2 separate regions of the Homo sapiens genome follow, and region 2 is linked to region 1. Evidence: chromatin loops called from intact Hi-C (ENCODE). Cell type or tissue: K562. All regions are shown on one strand. Each heading gives the region's core, and the rest is flanking DNA. Links, peaks and the distances in the headings are about the cores only. Region 1 overlaps LITATS1 (lncRNA induced by TGF-beta and antagonizes TGF-beta signaling 1). Region 2 overlaps RSPO1 (R-spondin 1).

Region 1 (16,820 bases), core at 4,964-12,963:
AACTAAGGCCTGGCATTCCCCCCGCTCCTGACCCAAGTTAGACCCATCAGAAGTGCAGCTCAGGAATTGTGCTGAATTTTTGGCCAAGGAGAAGCCTCTCTCTCTCTCCCAGGATTTAGAGGGAAAAGCCTAGGAGAAGCAAGCCTGAGCCTGAGTAACAAACTCTGGATCAAATCCCCTTTGAAGTTCGTCTTACCTATTGATATGGTTTGGCCGTGTCCCCACCCAAAACTTTTTTTTTTTTTTTTTTTTTTTGAGACAGAGTTTCCCTCTTATTGTCCAGGCTGGAGTGCAATGGCATAATCTCAGCTCACTACAACCTCTGCCTCCCTGGTTCAGGTGATTCTCCTGCCTCAGCCCCCCAAGTAGCTGGGATTACAGGCATACGCCACCACACCTGGCTAATTTTTGTATTTTTAATAGAGGTGGCATTTCACCATGGTGGCCAGGCTGGTCTTGAACTCCTGACCTCAAGTGATCCACCCACCTCAGCCTCCCAAAGTGCTGGGATTACAGGCGTGAGCTACCACGCCCGGCTCTTCTTTTTTTTTTTTTTTTTTGAGACAGAGTGTCACTCTGTCACCCAGGCTGGAGTGCAAAGGCATGATCTCAGCTCACTGCAACCTCTGCCTCCCAGGTTCACACAATTATCCCGCCTCAGCCTCCCGAGTAGCTGGGACTACAGGCATGTGCCACCACACCTGGCTAATTTTTTTGTATTTTTAGTAGAGACGGGGTTTCACTATGTTGGCCAGGCTGGTCTCGAATTCCTGACCTCGTAATTCACCCGCCTCAGCCTCCCAAAGTGCTGGGATTACAGGCGTGAGCCACCGCGCCCCGCCTCCAAAATTCGTTTCTAATTGTAATCCCTGTGTGTCAATTACGAACTGGTGGGAGGTGATTGGATTACAGGGGTGGTTTCCCCCATGCTGTTCTCATGATAGTGAGGGAGTTCTCACCAGATCTGATGGTTTAAAAGTGGCAGTTTCCCCTGCTCATTCTCTCTCTCACTCTGTCTCCCACTCTCCCACTCTCCCAGTCTCCCCATCTCTCTCCCTCTCTCCCCCTTGATCCCTCCCACTCTCTCTCCCTCTGCCTCTCCTTCTCTTTACCTCCCTGTCTCTCTCCCTCTCTCTCTCCCTCCCCTCTTCCCTCTCTCCTCTCTCTCTCTCCTTCCCCCTCCTGCCATCTTGTGAAAAGGGTACTTGCTTCTCCTTCACCTTCCGCCATGATTGTAAGTCTCCTGAGGCCTCCCCAGCCATGCAGAACTGTAAGTCAATTAAACCTCTTTTGTTTATAAATTACCCAGTCTCAGGTAGTATCTTTACAGCAGTGTGAAAAAAGACTAATACACCCCCAGACTTCCAAATCACACGGACCACACATTCCTTTTACTGGTTAATCCAAGTTGCAGTGGATCTCCTGTTCCTTTCCCTGTAAGGAGTCCCAACTGATACACTGGGATTGGCAATATTTTTAACAGATACTATAATTCTCTTACAATGTATTCATCTGAAAAGAGGTGTGAAGGAGAAAAGTAATTAGAATTCTCAGTTTATAAACATTTCCTAAAATGTGAATTCAAGAGAAAAATTAGCAGATATTTTAATTGTCTGTTCTATCTCCACATTCTCACACTTAATCTACCTACTCTCTAAATGTATTAATTAACATTTTCATAAACACTCTTCCAGCTTACAACGCAACTTCACACATCTCGACTCACTTGGTTCCCATAACAAACAGGAGAGATGGGCGGTAACAGTGAGCCCTCATTTTGTGCAGTATGCTAGTTTGTAAGACCCTTTCTCTTACGTGATTTCATGTGATACTCGAATGTCAAGCTCTTGCAAGTTCTGGACTCCAGAAAAACTGATGTAGTTGTTCTCTTGGCCCACAGAGAACTGTTTTGAATTTCTGTGTCTTCACTGGTATCACTCGGTCAATACTGTTCTTCCTGACCTTGTTCACCAGGTGAATTCCCTATTCGTACTTAAAAGCCCATTTCAGACAGGGCACAACTGTGTCTCTTTCCCCAGGGAGGTGTGGGCAGGCAGTGAGGTCTTCAAGAAGTGTTTTGCCTTTGCCAGATGTCAAGGTCAGCCAGCCAGCTGTACAGATAAATGGTCGGGGGGGAAGGGGGGCTTTGGCCAACTTTTTGTGGTCTGGAATAAACAAAATCCATCATCAAACGAAAAACACCAGCTACTCCACCAGCCCCCTGGCCACAAGAACCTACTTCAAGCTTAGCCAGATTCACTCTTTGTTGTATGAAGGGAGAAGGGTCAGTGCCAGCCTTGGCCTTCGGCCATCCATATTAGTTTTGTGCTACTGGCCCTTGGGCCAACCCAGACAGTCTGTAGGCCTTCAAACAGGCCTCAAAGAGAGGAACTCAGACAGGTTCTCAGATTGCTCTCAGAGAGACCATCACCTGGGTTGTCTGACACACCTTGGATGGACTTTGACAGGAATGGATCGGCACAGACCTGAATTAGGAAGCCCTTCTTCCTCTGACCATAGATGTTCCCTCAAAGACACCCTCCTGAGTGACACACACCCCGAGGGAGTCGAAGCAGAGCAGGAGTTCCATTAGTACTGGCACCCACTGGCCATGCCCCTGCTGGAGGTCAGCCCGGGGCCCACAGTCTGCACGACTCTGGGAGTGTATTTTCAGGTCTGAAGGCCTGACTGGGGAGGACTAAGGATGCTGGCGGTGGCCATGGCAACCAGCTCAATCTCCTGACATTGGGCAGGTGATGCCCTTGGCCTCCTCCATCTTTTTGCCACTCTGGGGGTTCCTGTAACCAGAGTGGTCCTTCCCATAGAATGAAAGGTCAGAGGACAGAAAGGGTGGGGAGAACGCTGCCCCACTGGGGGACAGAAAGGGCCAGTGTGGGAAGGAAAGAGATGGAGGGAACAAAAGAGGTGGCCTGAGCCCTTTGCCCCGAAGCTGGGAGGCCTGTATTCCTGGGAGGCTCCTGGGGCTGGCGGGAGTCCTAGGGGGCTGTGGCACCATATCCCTCCCTATATTTATGGGATCTAGTTGTCACTGCCAGTCTGAAATCTCCTTCCTATATCCTTAGCACAGTTGGGTCTATATTGGGGGGCTGCTGATGTTGCCACAACTGAACCCCTCCACTTTCCCAACCTGCTCCTCCTCCAGGCTCTCCAGCTCAGAGAAAGGCCCCACCATCATCCCTGCCTTCCCTCCCCACCCCCAGCAGCCACAGTTCACCTTAACCAACCAGCCTGAAGTACTCAGCTCAGCCTGCAGGGATGCCAGCACACCTGGCGGGACTCTCCTTTCCCTCCCACCAGCCTCCAGAGTCAGTGTCCCTGAAGCCACCTGGAATCACATCACCTTGCTCTGAGCCTGCAGCAAGTCCCCATTGCCCTGAGATGAAGTCAAAGCAACCTGCCACTCTTCACAAGCCAGCCCCGACTGGTCTCTCCAGACTCATCTTCTTACCCCTACTTCCTTCCAGGCCAGATTCAGCCACCTCAATTTCTCAGCTCCCTCCCCACCCCGCCCTTGCCCGGACTGCCTCTTCTCCAGCCCTGTTCACTCTGCCCTTGCCAGTTCCACAGAGCCATTCTCTCCCTGCAGCGCCACCCAGGCATGCCCCTGCTCCTCAGATCTCCTGTGGTATCTTCACCATTTCTACCCCAAACACACCCTATGCCGGGTGACACCCACCCTGAGGGAGTCACAGCAGAGCAGGATTTCCATTAGTATTGTTTGCCGGAATGAAGTCATTCATCCAGGTATCCAGCATCTATGCAGCACTTGCCACACTCCTGGTGCGGTCTGGGCCCTGGGGCATAGCCATGATGAAGATGAGGCCCTCGTGAGTAGGACTCAGATTGCGTCAGAGGATAACTATCCGAATGAATGCTGGCCCTGGCAGAGGCCTTAGCTACTTCCTAATGCTTCTCCAGACAACAGTGTCCAGGACCCCAGGGCTCCAAGGCAGCCTCCCCCGCCCCTCCACATTCTCAGCCCCCACTATCGCCTGCCATCTGAATGTGCAAGGTAGATGTGCACACCAACCCCTGGGCATGGGTCCTGGGGGTAGAGCTGGGTGGGGAGCTGAGGCTGGCATCCCTGTATGTGCTAGTGCCCGACCTGGGTGCACACAGCTGCCAGGGAGTGGGGGGAGCCTCCACAACTGCCTCACCCGCGCACCTCCCCAGCCTCTGCTGGAACTGCTCCTGGCTCCTGGCGCACCGCGCTCCTGTTGTTTAGTTTTTCTGAACACCGAGTCTCAACCCCATGTTAATTGGTTTTACTCCACTCTTTTGTGCCACCCATTAAATGAGGAAATGCCACCCATAAAATTTTAATTTTAAAAGCCAACTTGTTTGTTTTATATTGAAATTCCCCGGGCAGCTCCAGCAGAGGGAAACAGACACATTTTCGTTTCATTAAAGCAACTTGAATGAAGATGAAAAAGAAGCTGAAAAATTAGATTTAAAAACAGAGAGTGAGAAGCATTTAAAGAAAATGAATGAAAGTGAGCTGCCACAGAAGGCGGTGGGGACCACAGCTCCATCTCTGCCTTCCCAGAGCCTCCTGCAGGGAGACAGTGGAGCAGAAGTGGGAAGCTGGGAGTGGAAGGGGACACTCTGGGTGCCCCCAGAAGGCTGGACCATGCACTCTCCTCTCACTAAAGCTGGCCCCCTGGATATCCTAGAGGAAGGAGGGTAGAGCATCCTGGACCCTGGGACCAGAAGCATCCTTCCTCCCTGGGGACAAACTGCATGGCGATGAGGCTTGCTGGCTTGGAAGCTGAGCCGTCTGGATGGTCCTGGCTCTGCCACTTACCAGCTCTGTCAAGGTGGGCAAGTGGCCTGTTTTGCTCTTCGTAGTGATGATCTGTAAAACAACCCAGCTTATAGGGTTGGTATGAAGATTAAATAGAATAGTACCTTGAAAACACTTTAAATAGAGCCCGGTATGCAGTAGGTCCATAACAAATGTTAACTTTGACTAATGACATCCGGCTGCCTCCCTTCCATTGCATACTCCTTACACATTGCCCCTGCTGAGTGCACCTCCCTCCTTCCCTTGCCCACACATCCCCCTCCCCCATACCCGCCACCCACTTCCTTTTTTTAGGAGGCAGGGTTTAGCTCTGTCACCCAGGCCGGAGTGCAGTGGCACAATCAAAGCTGACTGCAACCTCGACCTCCTGGCCTCAAGGGATTCTCCCACCTCAGCACCCCTCCCCAAGTAGCTGGGATCACAGGCATATGCCACCATGCCCAGCTAGTTTTTTTTGTTTTTTTGTAGAGACAAGGTCTCGTTATGTTGCCCAGGCTGGTCTAGAACTCCCAGGCTCAAGCAATCCTCCCACCTCAGCCTCCCAAAGTGCTGGGATTACAGGTGTGAGCCACCTCTCCGGCCTTTTTGGGTTTTTGTTTTGTTTTGTGTTTTGTTTGGTTTTGACGGAGTCTCCCTCTATCACTCAGGCTGGAGTGTCATGGCTCACTACAGCCTCAAACTCCTGGGCTCAAGCAATTCTCCCACTTCAGCCTCCTGAGTAGCTGAGACTATAGGCACGTGCCAACACGCCCAGGTAATTTTTAAATATTTTTGTGGAGACAGGTTCTTTCTCTGTCGCCTAGGCTGGAGTGCAGTGGCACGATTCCGGCTCACTTCAACCTCTGCCTCCCAGACTCAGGTGATCCTCCCACCTTAGCCTCCAAAGTAGTAGCTGGGACCACAGGCTCGCGCCACCACGCCTGGCTAATTTTTAAAATTTTTTTTAGTAGAGAAAGGATTTCACCTTGTTGCCCAAGCTGCAAAGTTCCTTTTAATGATGTCCCTGAGCTGAAGACAGCTACAAGAGACTGCGGACGGTCTGATGAAAGGCTTGGGAAGCCTCATTCCTTCGCAATTCAATTCTTGTGGGCCAAACCAATTAAAATGTTCGTATAATCCTTCCAAGGAAAGCCAGCCTCCCTGGGTTCAAATCCCAGCTCTACCACTCACCACCTGTGTGTTCTTGGGCCAGTTTCTTCTGGGCCTCAGTGTCTCTATCAATAAAATGAGACTCACAGCTGTCATGAAGGTCACAAAAAACAAGCTCTGTGGAGTGCTGGGCAGGTAACCGGCCAGTGAGTGGCGGCTTTTACTTTCAGCATCAGTTGGAGACACAGCAGCAGGAGAGGGTGTGGGGGTCTGAAGCTGCGGAGGGGGAGGGCAGGGCAGGGGTTCCATCACAGAATGACCTCGTGGGGGTTCTCAGCTATTGCCCTAGGGTAACTTTTTTTTTTTTTTTTTTTGAGATGGAATCTCGCTCTGTTGCCCAGGCTGGAGTGCAGTGGCACGATCTTGGCTCACCACAACCTCTGCCTCCCGGATTCAAGCGATTCTCCTGCCTCAGCCTCCTGAGTAGCTGGGACTACAGGTGCACACCACGATGCCAGCTTTTTTTCTTGTCACCCAGGCTGGAGTGCAGTGGCACCATCTTGGCTCACTGCAACCTCTGCCTCCTGGGTTTAAGCGATTCTCCTGCCTCAGCCTCCCGAGTAGCTGGGATTACAGGCACCCGCCACCACATCAGGCTAATTTTTTGGTAGAGATGGGGTTTCATCATGTTGGCCAGGCTGGTCTCAAACTCCTGACCTCAGGTGATCCACCCGCCTCGGCCTCCCAAAGTGCAGGGATTACAGGCGTGAGCCACCAGCCTAATTTTTGTATTTTTAGTAGAGATGGGGTTTCACTATGTTGGCCAGGCTGGTCTCGAACTGCTGACCTCTGGATCCACCTGCCTCAGCCTCCCAAAGTGCTGGGATTACAGGCGTGAGCCTCCGCGCCCGGCCGCCCTAGGGTAACTTTTAATGACACTCCCTTTCATTCCCAAACGTATCCTAATCTGGATGACTAATTATATGGTCATCCTACTCCAAATCCCCCACGCCCAAGATGGGGCCTGGGAGCTGGCCCATGGTGTTGGGAAAGGGTTCTACTCCTGACCTGTTTTCCTTTCCAGACCCTTGGGATTGCCTAAGCCCTGGGTCCCAGCCCCAGCCCTAGCCCACTCTCAGGCCAAGGAAACTCATTCCCTCAATTAGCATTATAAAGCGGCAGGGAGGGGAAAGGCCTCGAAGGCGGGTGCCCGGAAGGTGCTGGGAATGGGAGTCTGTTGGGATTCCGGGCCTTACCTCTGATCCTGACGGCAATTCCTCATATCCTTAACTTCCTCTTTCCTGCAGGGAAATTATTAACAGTACTATCTCTGATTTGCAAAGATCAAATCACACAAGGACTGGCGGTGAAAGTGTTGTGTGGTCCGATGAGTGGCATTAGGAGGGCAGTGACTTCTGCTTCGGCCACCAAGGCAGAATTCCCAGATCCTGTTTCTCCGGTGATTGTGGGGGAGACAGAGATGGAGCATAAAGGGTCACAAAGGGTCCACAGATGGCTGGGGGTGAGGTGTCTACCCAGTGCCTCGGCCTATAGAAGTCTTCTCACTCACAGCCCCTAGCCCACTTCCACCAGGCCCGGAAGGACACCTCCAATGCCTGTCCAGGGCCCCCTGGCCCTGCTCAGAGATGCCTCCTCCAGGCAGAGGCAGCTGCTACCCTCAAGCTCCAGGTGACTGCTGCCAGGCTCAGAAGCTACTCAGGGTAGGTGGTGAGCCCGCTGCCTCCAGGGCTGCTTCTCAGAAAAGCTCAGAGAAGACATCTTAGCGGCTAAGTGGCACTCATTTTATTTGAGGCAGAATTCTTGTCCGGTGGTCCCCAAACTGCACACCTAGGAACCCCAAGAGCTTAATGACAGATGAGAGTTCTGAGGGAGTGGGACCAAGTGGGCAGGACTCCAGGGGCATTGAAGGGCTTCCTCCTCTCCTCTCCCCTCCCCTCCCCTCATCTCTCCCCTCCCCTCCCCTCTCCTCTTCCCTCCCCTGTCCTCTCTCTCCCCTCTCCCTCTCCTCTCTGCTGTCTGTCCTTTCCCATTCTCTTCTCTTTCTCCCTCTCTTTCACTCTTTCTTCAACCAGAGCAGCTCCATTTAGTATTCTGTCCAAAATTTTTCTCGCACAAAAATGTCCACAGTTAAAATAATTTTTCAAAAACAGAGTTCTGTTCCTCCTCTCTCCTTTCCTTCCTCAACAATTCAGTCCTAAAACTATTATGTGCAGCAGAGCAAGGGAATGGGGGAACCATGGATGAACACAGCAGGATTCCTAGCAGAGTGAGGAGGGGGACCACTGGGGAAGGCAGGCTGGCCCAGGGGTGTCAGAGTACAAATCAGTGAGGGGCTGTCACCCCTATGGGGTCAGCCTGATATGGGTGTCAGAGCCCAGGCAGACAAAGCAAGGCAGCCATGCAGGGGATGGTTCCAGTGTGGGAAGCCAGAGCCAGCCAGAAGTGGGGTGTCAGAGCCTACAGCTGAGTTAGGAGGGTGTCTCAATGGGGGAAAGGGGTAGCCCTGTGCAGAAAGTCAGAGTGCCCAGGTCACCCATCCATCAAGACTTGGGGCTCTGCCTCCCCTACGTCTGCCCCAATCCTTTCTAAAGCCAGGCTTAGCTGGACCAAGGAAGACCCTGGGCCTCTTCTCAGTTGAAGCCACTGAGCACCAGGACATGCCAGGCAAGATTAGATGTGCCAGGTGCTGGAGTTAGAGCCAGGCTGGAGCAAGACAGTCAGGTCTCAGCCGGTGTGGAGCCCACAGTCCAGCAGGGAGGATGGACACAGAGGCTGCCATCACAGAACATGAGCTCAGCAGCAGGACGGGAGCTCGTGGAGGGCAAGCAACGTGACCTTGCACAGGGACCAGGCAGTGTCCGCAGAGGAGGCAAGCCAATGAGTCAGGAAGATGAGTTTACCAGGCGGGGGAGGATGGGGGTGGCAATGCCTCTGGGCCTCAGTCTCTCCCCCTGCCCGTCCTCACCATCCCATCCACAAAAGTCCCAGCCACCAGGAGCCTCTCAAGAGGCCTTTCCATCCTGAGACCCCCATAGACTACAACCTAGTCCCAGGCCCCTCCAGATGGACAGTGTTGAGGGCCATCTCACCCGCCTGGCCTGGACCCCACCTCACTGGAGGCTGCCCTCAGTGGGAAGGTTCCTTTGCTCCCCTTTCTGAGGTCTGACATCCCCCATCATTGAGAAGTCCCGCCTTGTGTTTAACTCACATCTCTCTTGCTTTCTCTAATCTTCAGAGAAATGGCTAACTGAAGGCCTTTCACCAATTACAGGGAAACGCTGATAAAACCGGTCCCAGGAGGGCAGTGGGTTGGAGCTGCCCCAAAACTTTACCTTCAGGCTGAAGCTTCCTACCTTCTTTTTTTTTTTTTTTTTTTTTTTGAGATGGAGTCTTGCTCAGTAGCCCAGGCTGAAGTGCGGTGGCGCGATCTCGGCTCACTGCAAGCTCCGCCTCCCAGATTCACGCCATTCTCCTGCCTCAGCCTCCCTAGTAGCTGGGACTACAGGAGCCCGCCACCATACCTGGCTAACTTTTTGTATTTTTAGTAGAGACGGGGTTTCACCATGTTAGCCAGGATGGTCTCGATCTCCTGACCTCGTGATCCACCTGCCTTGGCCTCCCAAAGTGCTGGGATTACAGACGTGAGCCACCGTGCCCAGCTCCTACCTTCATTTTTTCATCTGCAAACACTGACCTGTGGGGTCCCTCTGATCTTCCCACACCCAGGTGAGAGCCCACACACATGCACCCCATCCTCACCACAGCCCTACTCCCTGAAGGGCCCTTGTCCATAGAAGGCCTGCATAGGGCTCATTCCAGGGGCCCCTCCATTTGGGGCTTATGATGGACTGGCCTAGCAGAGAAAAATAACTGCTTGGACTCCATATGACTTTATTTTCTGGGGTGGAGGAGAAAGCGAGCCACCTCAGCTGCCTCATCATGCAAAAGGTAGAGATTAGACCCCAGGAAGGACTTCCTTTGGCTTAGGGCATCCTTCTCCCTGCAGTCACCAGCAGGGGGCGCCACAGGCCAGCCTGTGGGACCCACTATCTGAGAACGGGGTTGTCACCCAGGAGTGAGTGAAGGTCTGGCCAGCACTGAGGGCTCTGGGGTGCAGAGAAGTTAGGAGATCCATCAAAGCAGCCAGACCACCTGGTGGGAGGCGGCACACACTCTGCCAGTCCGGACACGGGTTAGGGAGTGGCATCACATTCCGCCGAGTCATTGCCTGCGAAGACTAACGTCACCTCTGATGTCAGGGCTCCAAGGGGCTTCGTTCCAGCTCCAGGCTCCAGGAAAGGGCGTCGCAGGGCCCAGAGGTTACACAACTTCCCCCAAGATCGCTGTGGAAATGACTGGCAGAGCAGGGATTCAAACCCAGGTCCCTGTGGGTGCCTCTGCCCAGCCGCCTGCAGGGTCTGCAGGTGGCCATGTCCCACGTGTCACCTTTACAGACCCACGGCTGAGAGCCGGCCCAGCCTTGGCCTGGCTTCCTTCTTTCTCATCTCTAAAAATGCCTTTCATTCTAAGATCTCCTTGGCAGCTTCATAATAAAAAGAAGGCTTCTGAAACCGCAAATGTTTTTAAATGAATTCAAGCCCCAAGTTTCTGCAGGGGGGTGAGGGATGCAGGATGAAGGTAAGTTTTTGAGTATGAAAGTTACATGCATGATGCGAGAGCCCTCCACTGACCTCCAAAACTCGCGCTGCCGGGGATACGAGGGCCCCTGGCGAGTCTCCCGAAGTGTCTCCTTTTGAAAGCTCACCGGTCCTTGTACTCTGAGTGCTTTCAGTTGGGTCCATTATGAGAAATCTCCTTTTGAGCATGGATGTATTCAAATCCAGATGTTGTCCCCGCAGAACAAAAAGCTCCCTCCAAATTCTCTTTATGAAGAAGTAGGTTCTCACCCTTTGAAGGAATAAACATCTCTTGATAAGTGGAATTTTTTTCCCCCAGCCAAGAACCTGCTGCTCCGAATTTGCTAAAAACTGGTTTAATAGCCGGTCTCCATTCTATTTCAGAGGCCAAGATGGCGGCGACAAGGTGGAATGTCAGCAGAAGATGTATTCAATAGATTGAGTGTGGCTTCACTAAGAAGGCTGGATTTTTAAAATATTTGTTATTTATTTAGATACTTTGTTTTTAAATTCAAGACATACATTCTAATGACAAAAGTGAAAAACAGATTGAAAGATGAAAAACAGAGTGTCAGAAAAACCTGCTCAATCATATACTTCATTTTGATTCAAATAACAACTTTTCAGGAAGGAAGGATACAGTAAACCTACGCATTGATTGTAAATTAGTCCCAATTTCTATAATATTCATTTTCTTAAAGTATGCTGGGCGTGGTGACTCATACCTGTAATCCCAGCACTTCGGGAGGCCAAGGCAGGTGGATTGCTTGAGCCCAAGAGCTTGAGATCAGCCTGGGCAACATGGCGAAACTTCGTCTCTACAAAAAATACAAAAATTAGCCAGGTGTGTAGTGGCAGGAGCCTGTAGTCCCAGCTACTCAGGAGGCTGAGGTGGGAGAATGGCTTAAACCGGGAGGTAGAGGCTGCTGTGAGCCAAGATCCTGCACTACACTTTAGCCTGCGTGACAGAGTGAGACCCTGTCTCAAAAATAAAATAAAATAAACCTTAAAATAGGGGAAATATGGATTACATATTTGTTAACTATATGTGTATATATAGCCAACAGAAATTTTTATCAGTAGGGTCTAGTTTTTTTGCTGTTGATAAAACCATCTGAGAGCTGGAAACAGGAATCCTTTCCTCACTCTGCTTGCATACCATTGGTGATGGGGAGCTCACCACCTCTGAAGGCACTCTGATTCACTGTGGGAAAGTTCTGATAGCCACAGAGCTGGTTCTCAGGCCCCTGTTATCTCCATGGGTGCCAGTTCTGCCCTTGGAGCCAGGCAGGGTTATACCACTGTTCCTGCCTCTGCCCTTTTGAGTCTTCTCTTCTGCAAGATCAGTATCCCCAGTTCCTCACTAACCTTTACCCTCCACAAACTGGACTCTGGTCTCTCCCTGTCTCCTCAAATGTACGACAACCAGAGTTGAGCACAACCCTCCAGCTATCACCTCCCTCATCGTCAACCTGTACCTCTACAGACTCAGCCTGAGACCACAATCATTTGGGGCAACCATCTCAATGTGCAATGAACCTTCAGCCAAAATCTCTTTCATGCAAAAAATTTTAATTTTACATCCATCCGTAGAGGGGTTAGTCCATCATCTCATCCGCTTTAGGGGATTTTGGGCTCTTGTTTGGTCATTTAAAATACCAGCCACTGCATCTAGTTTTGGGTCACCTGCAAATCGAATAAGCATGTCTTCTGCACCTTTAACCCAGCTGTTGATAGGAATGAGTGGTGATCTTGCCCCAGCCGGCCAGTGTCTCTGGGACCCTGGTTTCTCCATCCAATAATGAACAAGGGTGAGATGATGACCTGCATCAAGACATCCCATGGACTACATGTCAGACACTATCCTAAGCCCTTTACAAACACCAAGACATTGAATTCTTCACACCAATTCGATGAGGGAGGTATTGTTAGCATCTTCTCCATTCTGCAGATGAGGAAAACAGGTTTTGCAGGATTTGACCTCAATTCTGACTGCACCCAATCCGATGCTTTAGCCAGCATGGGTTATTCTCGGGAAGATCTCTGATGTGACCTAGAATAGAGCCGGCAGACCCACCAACAGAGCTGTCCTCACAAGCAGGAGTGCTACATGGCACTCCTTGGGCCCCTCGTAGATCCCCAAGTCCCATGCACGGCTCAGAAGCAGTGGAGGGCTGAAGATATGAGGCCACCTTCAGAAAGGGACATTAGATGCCTCAGCCATGATCGGGATGAACAGACAACCAAGGGACAACAAATCTTTCCCCTCACTCCCAGGTCTTGACTCTGCTTCAGAGCAAGGTGCACTTAAAACTTCAAGAGTGACTCAAAGGAGCGTGTTTGCCAGCTCAGTGAAAGTGGGGGCTTGGCGTCAAAACTTCAGGTAGGTTGTGGCATGTAAAGGAAGTGATGTTCCTAATTAAAAGGAAGCATGGGGTCGGGCACAGTGGCTCATGCTTGTAATCCCAGCACTTTGGGAGGCCGAGGCGGGCGGATCACCTGAGGTCAGGAGTTTGAGACCAGCCTGGCCAACACGGTGAAACCCCGTCTCTACTAAAAATACAAAAATCAGCTGGGTATGGTGGCAGGTGCCTGTAATCCCAGCTACTTGGGAGGCTGTGGCAGGAGAATCACATAAACCTGGGAAGTGGAGATTGCAGTGAGCCGAGACTGCGCCACTACGCTCCAGCCTGGGTGACAGAGAAAGACTCTGTCTCAAAAAAAAAAAAAAAAAAAAAACAGAAGCATGTGGTTGGGGGGAGTGATGTTCCCTGCACACCTGAGTTTGTAGTCTGGGAATGGACTCACCACACTCATACTAGATGCCAGATACTTAAGACACATTCCGTACTCCCCAGGGCCCTATTAAGTAGATACCATGATCAAAGGTGGGTTTTCAGTGATGCTGAGGACATTTAAACCTTCAGGTCCTCTCACTTGCAGGGGCCCTTCCCAGACCCTGCAGGGGAAGTGTTTCCCTTTTGGAATTTGTAAGAGAGCCCTCCAAACTACAGAAGCTTGAGGCCTTACAAAAGCTTCCCGTTATTACCCCCATTTTAAAACTGAAGGGAAATGTGACACAGGTGAAGCAAGTTACTCAAGGTGGCAGCACTGGGAGGTAGCGTGGTTAGGACTCAACCCCTTAGATCAGGGGTGTCCAATCTTTTGGCTTCCCTGGGCCACACTGGGAGAACTGGATTGTCTTGGGCCACACATAAAATACATTAACACTAATGATAGCTGATGAGCTAAACACACGCACACATGCACACACACACACAAGTCTCATAATGTTTTAAGAAAATTTACAAATTTGTGTTGGGCTGCATTCAAAGCTGTCCTGGGCCAAGCTTGTTGGACAAGCTTGCCTTAGATGAAGCCCAACGTTTTCAAAGAGTTTTCCCATGGAATACATGTCTTTTTTTTTTTTTTTTTGAGATGGAGTCTTGCTCTGTCACCCAGGCTGGAGTGCAGTGGCACGATCTCGGCTCACTGCAAGCTCTGCCTCTGCCTCCTGGGTTCATGCCATTTTCCTGCCTCAGCCTCCCAAGTAGCTGGGACTACAGGCACCCACCACCAAGCCAGGCTAATTTTTCTGTATTTTCAGTAGAGATGGCGTTTCACCATGTTAGCCAGGATGGTCTCGATCTCCTGACCTCATGATCCACCCGCCTCGGCTTCCCAAAGTGCTGGGATTACAGCAGGTGAGAGCCACCATGCCCAGCCTTTTTTTTTTTTTAAGACAGAGTCTCACTCTGTCACCCAGGCTGGGGTGCAGTGGTCAGATCTCGGCTCACTGCAACCTCTGCCTCCCAGGCACAAGCAATTCTCATGCCACAACCTCCCAAGTAGCTGGGACTACAGGCGCCCACCACCATGCCTGGCTAATTTTTGTATTTTTAGTAGAGACGAGGTTTCACCGTGTTAGCCAGAATGGTCTCAATCTCCTGACCTTGTCATCCACCCGCCTCGGCCTCCCAAAGTGCTGGGATTACAGGCATGAGCCCCTGCGCCCAGCCAGGTTCCTACCTTTTACCTTATGCCAAAATAAATTTCAGTGGGTCAAAATTACACATAAAAATGAAACCGTAAGTGCATTTAACAAAATAAGAGAATATGTATCATAATCATAGAGAAGACCTTCTGTTTTGTTCATCGTTTGTTTGTTTTGAGATGGAGATTTGCGTTTGTTGCCCAGGCTAAAGTGCAATGGTGTGATCTCAGCTTACCGCAACCTCCACCTCCCGGGTTCAAGTGATTCTCCTGCCTCAGCCTCCCGAGTAGCAGGGATTACAGGCATATGCCACCACACACAGCTAATTTTGTATTTTAGTAGAGACGGGGTTTCTCCATGTTGGTCAGGCTGGTCTTGAACTCCTGACCTCAGGTGATCCACTCGCCTTGGCCTCCCAAAGTGTTGAGATTACAGGTGTGAGCCACCGTGCCCGGCAAGAAAAGACCTTATTAAATATCACAGAAAAGCCCAAAACCATAAAAGAAAATGATGTTTGTATACAAAAAAATTGAACATTTTTTCCTGGTTAAAAAAAAAAACAAAAGGTGAGAATGATGGTTTACACCTGTAATTCCAGCACTTTGGGAGGCCGAGGTGGGCAGATTGCTTGAGCCCAGGAGTTTGAGACCAGCCTGGACAACATGATGAAACCCCATCTCTACAAACAATACAAAAATTAGCTGGGCCTAGTGGTGTGTGCCTATAGTCCCAGCTACTTGGGAGGCTGAGGTGGGAGGATCGCTTGAGCCAGGAAATTGAGGCTGCAGTGAGCTGGAACCACACCATTGCACTCCAGCCTGGGCAACAGAGCAAGACCCTGTCTCCAAAAAAAAAGGAAAAAGAAAAAAGAAATTCTTATACAAAGTCAAATAACAATTGACTAACAGGAAAAGAAACATCGGAAACATATCACAGACAGCTAATTTCTTTTACACTTAAAGAGCTTCTACAAATCAATAAGGATAAAAGACCAATAATTTAATGGAAAAATAAGCAAATGAGACCAAACACAGTGGCTCACGCCTGTTATCCCAGCACTCTGGGAGGCGGAGGGAGGCAGATCATGAGGTCAGGTGTTCGAGACCAGTCTGGCCAACATAGGGAAACGCCATCTCTACTAAAAATACAAAAAATTAGCTGGGAGTGTCAGTGGGCACCTGTAATCTCAGCTACTCGGGAGGCTGAGGCAGGAGAATTGCTTGAACCCAGGAGGCGGAGGTTGCAGTGAGCCAAGATCACGCCATTGCACTCCAGACTAGGCGACAGAGCGAGACTACATCTCGAAAAAAAAAAGAAAAAAGAAAGAAAGAAAAAGAAGCAAATGATGTAAACAACTGGATGCAAAAACAAGGCAAATTGGTCTTAAATATATAAGAGAACTCTCATCCACACTTATAAATGGAATGCACGTTGGAATACAATGAGACACCATTTTCCACCTACCAGCCTGGCAAAAATCAAAATGTGTGATGGCCCACTGTGTTGGCAAGGCTGTTGGGAAGGTAACAGTACAATTTCTTTCTTCTTGGTCTCACTCTGTCACTCAGCCTGCCGTGCAGTGGTGTGATCATGGTTCACTACAGCCTCCGCCTCCCAGGCTCAATCGATCCTTCCACCTCAGCCTCCCAAGTAGCTGGGACTACAGATGTACATCACCGCACCCAGCTTTTTTTTTTTTCTTTTTTCGTAGAGACAGGGTTTCACCATGTTGCCCAGGCTGGTCTTGAACTCACAGGCTCAAGCAATCTGCACACCTCAGCCACCCAAAGTGCTAGGATTGCAGGCGTAAGCCACTGCACCCAGCCGATGGTACAATTTCTATGAAGAGGGTATTTAGCAATATTTTTCTAAAAGTAAATGGTTATATACCCTTTGTTATAGGCTGAATTGCATCCCCAAAAATTCGTATGTTCAGGTCCTATGCCCCAGTACCTCAGAATGTGACCTTATTTAGAAATAGGGTCATTGCAGATGTAATTCATTCAGATGAGGTCATACAATATGACGAGTCCTTATGAGAACAAGAAATTTGGACATAGACATATACACAGGAAAAACACCATGTGAACATCAAGGTAAACATTGGGGTGATGTTTCTCCAAGCCAAAGAATGCCAACGAATGCCAGCAAACCACCAGAAGCCGTGGGAGAGGCATGGAACAGGTTCTTCCTTACAGCCCTCGGAAGGAACCAATTCTGCTGACATCTTGACCTTGGGTTCCCAGCCTCCAGA
Region 2 (14,824 bases), core at 2,107-10,106, 150 kb after region 1:
GCCAAAGAAGAGATGGTTAGGCAAGAGGAAGGGTGGATTCATGCAGTGTAGCTCATTTCATAAAAACAAACAATTTGTTATAAAGTGAGGTATTCTAATTGAGCAGGGGATGATTGAGTCTTTATTTCTCTGAGTTTGAAACAAACCCCAAAACATTCTCTTTAGAGCAAAAGCAGGCCATGTCATAGGCTAGAGCTGGAAATACCTTCTGTCCCTCAAGCTTCGCTTTTATTGCCCCAAGGGCAAGTATCATGAGATTAAATGCAGCTCTGCTGGGAAGGCCCTGACTGTGACCTGTGTTAGGGAAGCTCTGAGAGCTATTTGGAAAAAACTTCATGATCAGTGAAGATGCCCCCTTCCACCCCACACTGTCCCTCTGATCCCCAAAACAAGGATACCATAGCCTCCTCCCAGAGAGAAGATTCAGTTAATGTGTTTCTGATGCCTCAAGTTGGTGCAAACCAGAATAAACACGGATGGCAAAAATCAGCCTATGAGCTCATTCAGGCTTTGATCAGAGACATAATTTCATTATGAAATTTTGAATCAGGCTGTTGTGAAGTCTTGCCAAGGAGTTTCATTTTCCCAGATGATATGGTGGGTTGTTTCTCTCCTGTTCTCATACTCTGCTTGCATTTATCTTACAAACTTTCCATCTATTTTTATAATCTGACCCATCAATCCTTTTACAACAATATTTGCCGATCTCGACAACCAACTTCAATTCTACCAGCAGATAAAAAGCCTGATCAAGGTAAGTCAAGCTTAAGTTACTGGTTTGATTTGCCTGCCCTGCTTGCCGCATTGTAATGCAGTGACTATTTTTCACTCTCTTTTCTGATGTCATGCCAACTAGCAGAGGCAAGATACACCTCCAGGTCTACAGTTCCTCAGCTTTAAAACAGATGCAATAGCTTAACTACTCTGAAAGACTGCAATAAGATCATATGAGTTACAGTATATGAAAGCATCGCAGACATGGTACACATCATGCAGATGGGATGCTTTCTATTTTTCTTCTTTTTTTTTTTTTTTTTTTTGAGATGGAGTCTTGCCCTTTCACCAGGCTGGAGTGCAGTGGCATGATCTCAGCTCACTGCAAACTCTGCCTCCTAGATTCAAGCTATTCTCATGCCTCAGCCTCCCAAGTAGCTGGGATTACAGGCACGCACCACCATGCCCAGCTAATTTTTGTGTTTTTAGTAGAGACGGGGTTTCGCCATGTTGGCCAGGCTGGTCTCAATTTCCTGACCTCGAGATCTTCCCGCCTCGGTCTCCCAAAGTGCTGGGATTACAGGCATGAGCCACTGCACCGGCCAGGGATGCTTTCTATTTTTCTCAAAATCCAAGGTGAGCTACTCATCCCCTCAAATGTTGCTCCTGGTAACCACAGGTTTGTGTGAATGAGAAGACCTTAATGGATGGAGACTGGCTGGAAATGCCATGTTCTGGACTGGTGTCTTCACAGGAAGCAGACAATCCTGACCTTACTTTTTTTTTTTTTTTTTTTTTTTTCAGATAGAGTCTTGCTCTGTCACCCAGGCTGGAGTGCAATGGCACGATCTCAGCTCACTGCAACCTCTGCCTCATCAGTTCAAGCAATTCTCCTGCCTCAGCCTCCCGAGTAGCTGGGATTGCAGGCACCCACCAGGACACCCAGCTAATTGTTGTATTTTCAGTAGAGATGGGGTTTCGCCATGTTGGCCAGGCTGGTCTTGAACTCATGACCTCAGGTGATCCACTTGCCTCAGTCTCCCAAAGTGCTGGGATTATAGGCATGAGCCAGTGTGCCGGGCCCTGACCTCACTTTTATCTTCATTCTGTAAAAAGTTTATCACTGGGGTCTAATGGGCAAATAGCAGCAGCTTCTAAAGCAACATTTTTTAAAGTGTGGTCTGAGAACCACAAGCATCAGAATCACTTGGGGGATCTGTTTTAAAATGCTGGGCATGGTGGCTCATGCCTGGAATCCCAGCACTTTGGGAAGCAGAGGCAGGTGGATCGCTTGAGCGCAGGAGTTCGAGATCAGCCTGGGTGACATGGTAAAACTTTGTTTCTACAAAACATACAAAAATTAGCCAGGCGTGGTGGCTCAAACCTGTAGTCCCAGGTACTTGGGAGGCTGAAGCTGGAGAATCTCTTGAGCCTGGGAAGTGGAGCCTGCAGTGAGATCGTGCCACTGCACTCCAGCCTGGGTGACAGAGTGAGATCCTGTCTCAAAAATAAAATAAAATAAAACAAAAATGCAGATTTCTGGGTTTTATCCCAGAGCTTCCAAAATCAGACCATCTTGGGGGTGGGGCCAAGAGAATCTACATTTTAGCAAGCTCCTCAAGTGATTCTTGTATATACAAAAGTGAAGTCTTTTCCAAGAGTCACTCGGAGGCTTTCTGACCTGCTGACCAGAAGGCAGCCCTGGAAGATCAAGCTTCTTTCCTACCTATCTTAAATCATCTTGTTCTTCTTAGCAGAGCCAGGGTGAGGAAGGCTGCTGCAGTGTCTAATGCACTCTGAAAATATATATCTTGGCTCTGCCCCAAATGCCTTGATATTTATGCTGCAGCCGGAGGGTCGTTATCCTTTGGCAATGCTCATTTGTAAGGCCATTAGCTCTTAATTAGTGCCGGCTTGTTGAGTTGTACTTCCCAGTTGAACTGCTAGCAGAAGCTGCTCTTTTGGGGCCTCTTGTGTCTCTCCTCTGGCAAGCCCATGAAGCATTGACCCGTGCCTGCTGAGGCCAAGAGTTGGGCCCCTGGAATGGCCGCTGCCCAATGTGAAACAGTCCTAGTCCCCAAATGCTAGGTTCTGGGACTCTGGAAGAACAGAGAAAGGCTCAGAATATACATCTTCAGGATTTTGTTGTTTTGTTTCACTGATAGAAAACAAAAAAGTGAGTCCTTGGTTATACAACCTCAACAGTTTTACAAGCAAATTCAAGTATCAGAAAAGTAAAGTTCGGCCGGGCGTGGTGGCTCATGCCTGTAATCTCAGCACTTTGGGAGGCCAAGGCAGGCAGATCATCTGAGGTCAGGAGTTCAAGATCGGCCTGGCCAACATGGTGAAACCCCATCTCTACTAAAAATACAAAAATTAACCGGGCGTGGTGGCACACGCCTGTAAACCCAGCTACTAGGGAGGCTGAGGCACAAGAATTGCTTGAGCTTGAGAGGCAGAGGTTGCAGTGAGTCAAGATTTACACCAGTGCACTCCAGCCTGGGCGACACAGTGAGACCCTGCCACAAAAAAAAAAAAAAAAAAAAAAAAAGGAAAAGAAAAGAAAAGTGTATTAACTTAGAGCTTCATAGGCCAAGTTACCCTCAGTTTTCAGTCTAGGGTGTCTGGGAAATTCTTGGACAAGGATATAGCAAACTAGTGGGCTTGCTACCTGTAAAAATGGCTAGGAGACTCACCTCTGGGAACCCCAAGAAACTTTTCTTCATGGTCACCACTTCTAAGTGGGAAAAACAGTCGTATTAGTCTTGGCATGCATCTCACTGCTGGGTAGGAGCTCTTCAAAAAGATCCCCAGATTAAGCTTTGGAAAAATAACTAGAAGCATTTCGCTCCTTCCTATCACCAAATCCCTTGTGGTCTTCGGCATATTCTGCTCAAGAAAATCTGAGAAGCACTTTTATGAGATGCTATTAATGGCCTCTAATTTTCAGCATGGTTTAGATAACTCAAGACTGCTGGCCGTGTCCTGAGAAGTGGATCCAGAACACACATTGATGTGGGAATTTAAAGTATAATTCCAAATTGTAGGTAATTGTTTAAGCTCTGAGGAGGCTGGAGGGCCTATATTAAGTCATCTCCCCAGGATCAGTGTGTTTCCTATTACACTCAATATCTATCTGTCCAGGGATCCTTTTGATTTTGAAGCCGTTAGACCAAATCTTTGTGTAATTCTTTACTCCCTTCTCTCCTGCCTACCTCCCTCCTTTTTCTTTAAGAAAACACTTTTTAAAAACTTTATCCAGGTCCCTTGGTTTGTTTCCAGTAGAATAATGTCATGTTAAAGAATCTGAAAAGTTAACTTCCCATCTAAAACCAACAGATCAGTGGAGCTCTGTCTGTCAGAAGTTCAGTCTTGCCCTAAGGGCATCCTCTGCCCAGCAAGACACTGAGATTTTCCTTGACCTCCTCCATCCCTCTTGCTCTTCTGTCTAGACTAGGAACAAAATCTTATTTCTAAAATAGAGATTCAGGCAAAGGTATGGAAGAAAGTCAGGGTGAATATCTTCTCAAGCAGCAGAGGAAGAACTAGTCAAAACCTTTAGCTATGTTTCCTTTTTTAGAGCCCCAGTTAGAAAAAGATAAGTCTATCACTCCCTCATCTTTGGGAAAAGCAATCCTTCCTACTCACTTTTTAACCCAGTTTGGAGGAATCTTCTAGATGTTTTTGTTTTGTTTTGTTTTGTTTTGTTTTGAGACAGAGTCTGGCTCTGTCACCCAGGCTGCAGTGCAGTGGCACAATCTCGGCTCACTGCAACCTCGGCCTCCCGGGTTCACGCCATTCTCCTGCCTCAGCCTCCCGAGTAGCTGGGACTACAGGCGCCCGCCACTACGCCTGGCTAATTTTTTGTATTTTTAGTAGAGACGGGGTTTCACCATGTTAGCCAGGATGGTCTCGATCTCCTGACCTCGTGATCTGCCCACCTCGGCCTCCCAAAGTGCTGGGATTACAGGCATGAGCCACCACGCCCTGCCAGATGGTTTTTTGTTGTTGTCATTTGTTTGTTTGTTTGTTTTGAGACGGAGTCTCACTCTGTCATCCAGGCTGGAGCACAGTAATGCGATCTTGGCTCACTGCAACCTCTGCCTCCCAGGTTCAAGCAATTCTCCTGCCTCAGCCTCCTGAGTAGCTGGGATTACAGGTGCCTGTCACCATGCCCAGCTGATTTTTGTATTTTCCGTAGTGACAGGGTTTCACCATGTTGGCCAAGCTGGTCTCAAACTCCTGACCTCAAATGATCCACCTACCTCAGCTTCCCAAAGTGCTGGGATTACAGGCATGAACCACTGCACCTAGCCCCTTCTAGATGCTTTAAAAGTCTATCTGAGAGACTTTAAAGTTGTCAGTTTTGCTTCTAGCTAGAGCTAGGGAAATCCCCAAGATGCCCAGTCACTGTGCCCAGGACCTGGGGACTCAGGTTTTGCTGTGTCCTCCCCACTCTCCTACGTCAAGAAAAGGCATGAACCAAACCAAGTAGCTTATCTCTGAGTGCAGGGGTAGGCAAATTACAGCCCACAGGCCAAATCCCACCAGTTGCTGTTTTTATGTGGCCCAAAAGCTAAGAATGGTCTTTATGTTATTAAATGACCGACCAAATTCAAAATAAGAATAGTATTTTGTAACATGTGAAAATTATATGAAATTCAAACTTCTGGGTTCATAAATAAAGTTTTATTGGTTCACAGCCACACTATTTGTTTACATATGGTCTATGGCTGATTTTGCACTACAAAGGCAGAGATGAGTAGCCACGACAGACCACATATGGCCTGTGAAGCCTAAAATATTTACTACCTGGCCCTTTACAGAAAACACTTGCCTACAACCCCCTGTGCTAGGGCACTGGTATGTGTTCTGATCATTGAAGAGACAGGGAATTGACCATTCAATGACTATTTATTTGCCATTGCTCTCTGAGAGTGAACATTGCCCATCCCACTATAGAGGTATATTTCATTTTTTCTGCCCTGGGGATTCAAACGAGGGTCCACTCCTCACCTGATGTAGCTGATGCTTTCATAGACCAGCAGGGGGCTCTCTGCAGAGGTTTAAAATTCACGGAGAGAGAGCCGGTGCTAGAGGGCAAAAGCAAGTCTCAGGGGAGCAGCACTGACCTGTCAGTCCCCTAACTGAGCTCCAGGACTTTTTTTTTTTTTTTCCTGAGGCCAAAGGAGAAGGGAGCTTCAGGCAGAAATCCAAAGGGCTCCTTTGTCCGCAGTCTTTGTGAAAGCAACTTTGGTGACCTTGAAGCAAAGCACAACAGAAAGTAGAGGAGATGGTCCACTTGCCCGGCATGGTTCTGGTGCACCGTGGTCTCTAGGGGCTACACCCAGGGTGGGCAGCTTCAACTGTGTTGGAGGCAGCCCCTGCAGTGGGGCATGGGGGCACACACTGGCAGGTGGTCTTGAGTAGCTTTGTGAGCAATGCATGCTGATGAGGGGCTCAAGAGGCAAGGCAGGGGTGGATGGATGTCCTTGCAGGCCCTATAGCGTTATTTGTAAGCACATATGATCCAACCCTCAGAATCCCCTCCTGCCAATAAATGAGACACTCACCAGGCTGCATATCATGGTACTAAGGTATGGAAAAGCACATGGAAAATGCAGGTTTTCAAATAGCTAAGTGGTAGCTGAGCCAGACTACCTGCGGTCCAATTCTGACCTCATTTATTTATTAGCTGTGTGTCCTTGGTCACATCCTTTTACCTCTTTGTGTCTCAGTTTCCTCATCTGTAAAATCGGCCTAATAATGGTATCCACCTCACAGGGCTGTGTTGAGGGTTAAATGAAGCAATGCAAGTAAAAGGCTTAGAATAGTGTAAGCACTGTGTCGATGTGTAGTACTGTAAGCATTATGTGTATGCGCATAGTGTAAGCACTATGAGAGTATTTCCAACTGTACCCACAGCCTCAAGAGACTTGGGAAAGAACAGGAATGCAATAATACATCCCACAGTCTCTGCTCTCAGGAGCTAACCTTAGGCTATGGGACACAGACATGGATGTCATAAAGGTGAAATAGTCCATAGAAACATACAGGAGGAGCAGCTACTGGGGAGGGGCCTCCTTCACAGAGGAAGGGTAATTCCATCTAGGTATGAAATATGAGTAGAAGGTCTACAGATGAAAGCAGGGAGAAACACATTTTAGGTGGAGGGAACAGCATAGACGAAGGCATGGGAACTTGAATGTGTATTTGTATTGGGCACAGTGAGTAATTCTGAGTAGAAGAGTAGATGGGGCAGGGGATGGGGGTGGCAGGAGATGGGCCTGGAAATCTGGGTCGTCATCAACAGTTGTGGCCAAATGACAGAAAGATCGAGATTGCATTGCTTTTGGCCTGGTGCTCCACTGAACTTTGATGCTGGCCTCATTTTGCCTCCTAGAAGGAAAAATGAGTAAGCACCATCAATAATTATCATCTCCAGGGCTAATATAAGAACATACCCATCCAAGAGGGACCACTTCATTCATTCAATCAACAAACATCTAGCTTGTGATACCAAAAGACAAATGCAATTGGTCAAATATACAGGAAAAATATGGACTGGGCAAGCCATGGCTGTGAAGAACCTGTGGCTACACAGCCAAAGGAAAGCAAAAAAAAGGAAGAGAAAGGAGAGTGACCGATGGGGTGCTACAGGCCGTCTGGGAGAGCAGAGAAGCCAGTCAGCCAGCATGGAGAGAGATCAGGAGGATCAGAAGGGTGAAACAGGTTTGAAAAAAGTGGGAGAAAAAAAGAGGGAAACAGAAGGGTAAACCATGGGAATGCGATGAAAATGTGTTTGTGAAAAATTGAGGTGCAATGTCTGTGGACGTTTTGTTGGTTTGGTGGTGGGAAAAGAATTGTAACTATGTGTGGTAGGCAAATACCTCGTACAGTAAAATACCTTGTGAGAATGAATGTGCGGGCATGAGAGAAATCAAGCACAGTCTATCAGCAATGGTCCTGCCCTTGGGAGAAAGGCCAAGTATATATTCAAGGCAATTGTTGCCAGAGTCTGCAAGCCCCTGGGGCATATCCGAAGTCTGAGCCAGACGGGTTATGTGTATCTCAACCTGGAACAGGCAGCTTTTTATCAGACTTTTCTGTCCAAAGTAGGGAGGCGCTGCTGCACTCCTCCACGCTGAGCCCAGCCCTGGAGGTAGCTGGGCAGGCTGAGTTTCTACTCTGGGGCCCACAAAGAGGTGGCTCCAGCTTCAGGCCCAACCCAGGGCAGTGCTCACATTGGGCTTGCCGCGCCATTGGCTCCTGAGGCCCAAGGTGCGCCAAGGGCAGTCCAATACCCTTTAGGGTGTGGTTTCCTCATGCCCCAGGCAGCAAGGAGTGTAGCAACGAGACACTGGCTCAAATCGGGAACCATTATCCATATGTAAAGCCCTCAGAGATAAATCTGATGGGAACGATGATCAGATTAAAATGTTGAGTTCTGTCATCATGAGCCTGCTAGTCACTTGGCCTCAGCACCGAGTCCTCCCTCTTCAAGTCCTCCAAGATGAGACAGTGGAGTTCAACTGCCTGAATGGCCATCCTGACATCCCCATGGGGCAGGCTTGGGTCAGCAGGGCCACAGCTCACTGCCTCACCCACCCAACCGCCACAGCCTCTTCCCATCTCAGTGTCCTGCTCCAGTTCCAAATCCTTAGGAGAATACTTTCCATGGTCCCTGGGATTGTGACACCCTCATCGTCACACATTTGCCAAGCGAGCCTTCCAGGACTGGCCCAGGAAAGCCAGTTCCTTTGTTCCTTGCGCTGCCAGCTCATTTGACAGGCTTGGATCTGACCTGGCTGTTGCAGCATCACCTATCCCCCTCTTCTGCCCCCAAGTCCCTGTCCCTCCCCTACTCCCCGCTTCTGTTCCCCTGCCCTGAAGGCTGCCAGTTTATTCCTTTTGGAGATGAACTCATTGTTGACTTTAACTCACTTCGATGTTTCCCAGGGAAGCATTCTGGCGGGAGGCCCACCGCAGCTCCTTGAAGAAGACAGCCAGGCGAGGGCCAAGACTGGGTGCCAGGGGCCTTGGAACTGCCAAAATGCCTCCCATTTTATGGACAGGCCTGGCTCACCCTGAAGACATTCCAAGTATTTAATCAGCAGTCCATGGTACATATTGGGTTGCAGAGGGAGCCCTCAGAAGCTGGACTTTTAGGAGACAAAACTCAGCCAGAGGAAGGAGCTGGCCTTCTACATGGACCAGGCTGATGCTCAACAGATGGAAAAAGTGCATCCCAATAACAAGGATCAATAACCGAAGGCTGACAGCTGCAGAGACCTGGCCTGAGAGGCCCCTAAGGACTCAGTTCTGCCTCTTTCCCACACCAGACTGAGTCCAGCCAGGAATCCATCTCACCCACCTCCCTGCACCAAGCTCCGGGAGAGCGAACAAGCGAGGGAGGAACCATTTTTCACATACTTTCTCTTTCAAAATGTAGCCCTGTTTCGCAATTTCCTACTTAAGTTCTGGAAGGCTCTAGGGCAGAACCCAAGACACCTTCTCTAGCCACTGGCCTGGGTCTCTCGTCACCAAGAACCTGGTAGGCTAGCGGTGACGGAGAAAGGAAGGGGCCCAGATTTACGAACTCTCCCACTGTCCCCATCCATGCCAGCTCACCCAAGGGTCTATTTAGTGCAGGTCACTCTCTCTCTGTCTTTTTGTAGAGACAGGGTCTCAGTATGTTGCCCAGACTGGTCTTGAACTCCTGGCCTCAAGCTGTCCTCCTGCCTCAGCCTCCCAAAGTGCTGGGATTAGAGGCATGAGCCGCCACGCCCGGCCTCACATTCTTGATGCTAAAGGAGCTTCAACCAAGCCTCCAGCCAAAACCTGTTTATTGTTCCCCGTGTGTTGGCTTTCTCTTGGGAGAGCCAGAAGGTGCGCCACACCAAAGCAGGTGCACCCAACCCTGGTATGCTCACGTCTCAGCAACCCCTGAGGACCTAATCTTCAGATCTTCTCTACTCCCCTATAACTAGGCTTTTGTTCTGGCTCACTTTTACTGGCAGTACTAGACAGTATTCCAGACCTTTTGCAATGAATCCATTTAGTCCTTAAAAATGAAACCTGTTCCCTCTGATTGTTTTCCTCCCACCTTATCACTGTTCACTTGGGTTTCCACCTGTTGCCCATTTAAATCTGGTCTGGACCACAGCTGGAGAAGTGAGACGCGAAAAGCCAGCACCTGGGTTGCTGGCCCTGCATCAGGGACTTGTAATAGAGCCCAAGAAGCTGACCCTTTTCCTAAATTCCCTCTCAGTCCTCCTACACCAAACCAAACAAACCAGAAAGAAAAAAATCCCCACTTAAGTAAACAAATCCGGAAAACACAACCCCATCACCCAAAATATTGAAATGGAAAACAAATCTACACTCTGGAGATTTGATCTGAAACATACCAGAGCTGGAACTGTGTACGGTGGCCAGAAATGTGTTAGTCTGGGCAAATCTGTGGCCCCGTAGAGGAAAAAGCTAACATTTTCCAAATAACAATGTGGGCACGTAACAACTACATACAATCATGTGCTGTTGTTGCCTAAACCTGGGAATAGGGTTAGGCAGCTCCATATCTTGACATAGATTCCCTCTCTCCAGCACTCAGTCATCCTAAAAAGCACAAGGTGTGATGTCTGGACCAACTCTGGGCTGCTCTCAGCCCTTATGGTCTCTGCCTCAGGTGGGCTGCTTCTAGGGTTGTGAGCAGGTTTTGAAACACACACCCCTCTCCAGCTAAAGACAGGACAGAGTGAGACAGGAGTAGGTCCAGGTGGGGCTAATTGTTTTTTAGGAATGTACTGGGATCGCATCTGAAAGCACCCAGTGTATCAGTATCAGATGATCTTGCCAGTAATTCTGCAGATGTAGAAGCTCAAGTGTGGGGTGTACATCAGTGGATTCAGGACTTCCTGAAACCCATACTGTGTTCCTTATCTTAGCTGCCTAGGGCCTCAAGAGCAGCTTTAGGTGGCTCAAAGATGCGATGCAGAGAAGCGGGATGGCTCAGAGCATCACAGAGTTGATGGCAGGAGATACAGGAGGATCCAGCTCATTCTTTGATGTTGCTAAGATTCTGGATTTCTGCTTTGATGTTGGTGTAGAGGAAAGCTTATGACAGTGCTTCTCAAATTGTTAAATATCTGCACAAATTTACTAAGGGATCTTCTTACAAGGCAGAATCAGATTCTTTAGGTCTGGGTAAGGCCAGAGATTCTGTATTTTTAGCAGCTTCCAGATGAGGCCAAGATCGCTGGTCCATGGCCACACTTTGAGGAGCAAGAGCCTAAGGGTCAGGGACAAATCAGAGACAAAGACAGCCAAGACATACTGGGACTGAGGATTGATGCCCCAAAGTGAGAAACAGAAGGACAAAGAGAATCAATGGTGCACAAAAATAGAGTCAGAGGCTGAAGTGGGAACAGAGAAGGTCAGGGTGACAAAAAGAGGGACCGAGAAGACAGAGTTAGAGACGCAGAGAGGGGCAAAGGCAGAGGGAACACAGAGATGGAAGATGGATGGCACAGAGAGACTTGCAAAAACACAGCCAGGGTCAAGGAGAGGAGACAAGGTAAAGAGTGAGTGAAGAGGGGCTGGAGCTGGCTGTGGGCGGTCTGTGACTGGCAGTGAAGATCACAGGTGTAGACGGGACAAGACCTGCAGGTGCACAGACATGAAATCCCCCACCTTCCTCACCTCCCAGGCTTCCCGCACCTGCATCACTCTCTCCTTGCTCTTGCAGAGCCATCCCTCCCCATGGAACCTTCCACTACTGATTTCCCCTTCTCTTGCCTGTGTACTCAACTGCTTTCTCTTAAGTGCACCCCTCCCAGAAGGTTTTAAATACCATCAAGTCTTTCCCATCTAAAGAAAAAAGGTCTCTCTTGACTCATATTTCTTTCTAGCTCCTGTCCTATTTCTCTTCCTCTTTTTCACAGCTAAGGAATTGTCTGTTTCCATCACCCTCCCCAAACACTGCTGCTAAGCTTCTGTTGGCACACGTTGCTGAGTCCAATGGTCACTTTCCAGTCCTCTTTTGCTTGATCTCTCCCTCCTTCTTGCTAGCTTCTGGGACCTGATATTCCCCTGGGTTTCCTCTTGCCTGCTCCTTCTTTAACTCACCGTTTGTGATCTGATCTTTATATTTAGAGGGACTTTATATTAGAGCTGGGCCCAGACTCCTCTCTTCAACCAGTGCTGTCTTTTCAGTTGAGCTCTTCCAAACCCACAGCCTCAATTGCCTTCTGTACACCAGTTTACATTCCATCCCAAACTCCGCCTGTACAACTAAACTTGTGTTTATGTCTAAGCAATGTCTGCTCACCATCTTTACCAGGATGTCTCAGAGGTACTACAAACTCAACGTGGTCGAAAGCAGATTTATGTTCTTCCTTCTTCTCCCAAACTGGTCTTCCTCGCAGGTTTCCCACCTCAGAACACAGCACTGTCATCTGTCTGGGTGTTTGAGTCAGAAAAAGAGATTTCATCCTTGATAACTCCTCCCCGTCTCTCCCCTCTTCCACATCCAATGCATCACCAAATTCTGTCAACTTTATGCCCCAAATACCTTTTGATTTTGCTCACTTCTCTCCATTTCCACTGCCACCACCCTAGTTCAAATCTCCAACATCTCTCACCTAGATGACAGCAACAGCCTCCTAAGCAACCCCTCCCTAATCTGTCTTTCAAGCTACAGACAAAATGATCTTTGCAAAATGCAAATCTGCTTGTTTTGGCCTACTGCTTAAAACCCTTCAGTAGCCTCCTTTGGCTCTGAGAATAAAGGGCCAACTCCAGGCAATCTTTCTAGAATCATCTGAACTCATTTGCCCTCGAGACCTTCCAGCTATACTGGCTTTCTTTCAGTTCCTTGGCCAAACTATTTTCTGTCACAGGACAATTGCATATGCATGTCTGTAGAACTGTGCTGTCCAACATGGTAGCCGCTCACCACATGTGGTTATTGAGCACTTGAAATATGGCTAGTGCAACTGAAGAACTGAATTGCTAATGTTATTTAATTTTAATTGGCTAAATTTAAAATTTAAAAACATACATCATTCAGTTACAGAAAAACTGGTAAGTATTCTCAAAACAACTTGGGTATGTGTATCTTCTTTTTCAACTTTAGTTTTTATGCCATGTAATTACAGATCAGGTATTTCTGCTGAAAATTTAGCATCCAAATTAAGATATGCTGTGAGTGTAAAAATACACATGGAACATTGAACACTTAGTTTTAAAAAAGTAAAAGATCTCACTAATAATTTTTTACCTTGATTGCATGTTAAAAAGATAATACTTTGGGGCCAGATGCAGTGGCTCATGCCTATAATCCCAGCACTTTGGGAAGCCGAGGCAAGAGGATCGCTTCAGCCTAGGGGTTCAAGACCAGACTGGGCAGCATAGTGAGACCTCATCTCTATGAGGAAAAAAAAAAGATAATACTTTGCATATATATGGTTAAATAACAGATGTAATTAAAATTAATTTCACCTCATTCCTTTTTATACTGTGGCTACTAGAAAAACATTTTCTTTTTTTATTACTTAATTTTGTTTTGCACACCAGGCTGGTCTCAAACTCCTGGGCTCAAGTGATCCTCCTGTCTTTGCCTCCCAAAGTGTTGGGATTACAGGCGTGAGCCACCCTGCCTGGCATTTTTTTTTTTTTTTTTTTTTTTGAGACAGTCTCACTCTTTTGCCCAGGCTGGAGTGCAGTGGTGTGATCTCGGCTCACTGCAGCCTCCACCTCCCGGGTTCAAGTGATTCTCCTGCCTCAGCCTCCGAGTAGCTGGGATTACAGGTGCACACCACCACACCCGGCTAATTTTTGTATTTTTAGTAGAGACGGGGTTTCACCACGTTGGTCAGGCTGGTCTTGAACTCCTGACCTCGTGATCTGCCCACCTCAGCCTCCCAAAGTGCTAGGGTTACAGGCATGAGCCACCGCGCCCGGCCCAAAAATGTTAAATTAAATATGTGGCTCACATATTTCTACTGGACAGCAGCAGTCTGTCTTAAATCCTTCTACCCATCCTTCAGAGTTAGGCTCAAATATCACATCCTCTGAGACACCTCCCTGAGAGAAAGTATTTTATTTTTATTCTGCTTTATTCACTTTCATAGCTAAGCATAGATGCCAGTGGTCACCTGCCCTTGGCACCATCCTTTTGTAGTTATATATGTGTTTGTACAATTCCTTGGTGCATGCCTATTTTCTTCCCCACCAACCTCTAAGCTCCACAAGAGCAAGGCCCGTGTTTGGCTCCTCCCTGGAAACCTAGCACCTAGTCCAGAGCCTGGCACACACTTCAGAATGCCACAAGGAGTTATTCCATCCACTGCCCTGCCTTTGGGCAGGATTGTCCCCAACCATCACTGGAAGCCTACGCACTCCCTTCCCCTGGCAGTGCCACTAGCCCTTCAGTATATAGATTCTGCCTCTCCCAGATGGAAAGTCCTCCTTTATAGCTGACCAGAATCCCTCCTGCTGCAAGATGGCCGGGGCCCTTTCTCCCGTCCTTTAAGGGGAATTACAGCAGCACTTCTCAAATTTGGGTAACATGCCAATCATCAGGAATCTTAAAATTTAGACTCTGGCTCACCAGGTCTGGAATGAGACCTGAGATTCTCATTCCTAACAAGCTGCCCTGTGACAACACTGCTGCCGGGCCATGCTCTGAGTAACAAGGATATAGACAGCCTGTTTACCACCGTCAGAGCAGCCCCTAAGTTTTCTTCCTTGTCTGCATGACCCTCTACTGAGCAGGCTATTTGGGGTCTCTTGAAATTCCCTGTCCCTTCTTGCTCCTACGCATACCTCGCCAAACCCTCACACCCTGCAAAGGAATGTGGTGCCTGTGTCTACTGCTGTCGTTGATTTTTTTGTTTTAATTTGAAATAAACCTTTAAGCAGTTTTCAAAGTCAGGTTAACCCTGATATGTATCCTGGAAGGGTAACAATACTCTCCAACGATAAAGTCACACAGCTGGGAGTGCTGAACAGGATGGGAAGAAGGTTTCTTCCCAGGTCACCAGCAGTCCTCAAGCTTGGCTCCCATCTGCCACAGTGGCTGGTCCGATCCCAGCAGCTTCTCCAGAAG

The links. A loop is a pair of places that touch in the nucleus more often than their neighbours do. Peaks named below come from ENCODE experiments on the same cell type or tissue, not always from the same donor. Only the 100,000 strongest peaks of a DNase experiment are listed, where the experiment ranks them.
Region 2: it touches region 1 in a loop (2.3-fold over the local background); 5 of 110 quality-filtered maps call a loop at or near these places.

The regions. Positions count from the first base shown.
Region 1 is chr1:37,445,070-37,461,889 of GRCh38, forward strand. LITATS1 (lncRNA induced by TGF-beta and antagonizes TGF-beta signaling 1) reads right to left here. Exons shown (of 3, transcript NR_038842.1): 2 at 11,298-11,390; 3 at 9,810-10,843. Among named protein-coding and RNA genes, the nearest start is that of LITATS1, 21 kb to the right of the region's middle. RefSeq lists enhancers at 6,289-7,488, 6,891-7,681, 9,679-10,878, 9,727-10,248, 10,249-10,770. In K562, for the core only: a CTCF peak has its summit at 9,953 (motif pointing right); a DNase peak (open chromatin) is centred at 9,952; H3K4me3 peaks cover 258 bases; H3K27me3 peaks cover 3,922 bases.
Region 2 is chr1:37,597,551-37,612,374 of GRCh38, forward strand. RSPO1 (R-spondin 1) reads right to left here. Exons shown (of 7, transcript NM_001242908.2): 7 at 13,800-14,824. Among named protein-coding and RNA genes, the nearest start is that of GNL2, 9.0 kb to the left of the region's middle. RefSeq lists an enhancer at 5,678-5,972. In K562, for the core only: CTCF peaks have their summits at 5,764 (motif pointing right) and 7,832; DNase peaks (open chromatin) are centred at 5,761 and 7,881; H3K27me3 peaks cover 5,380 bases.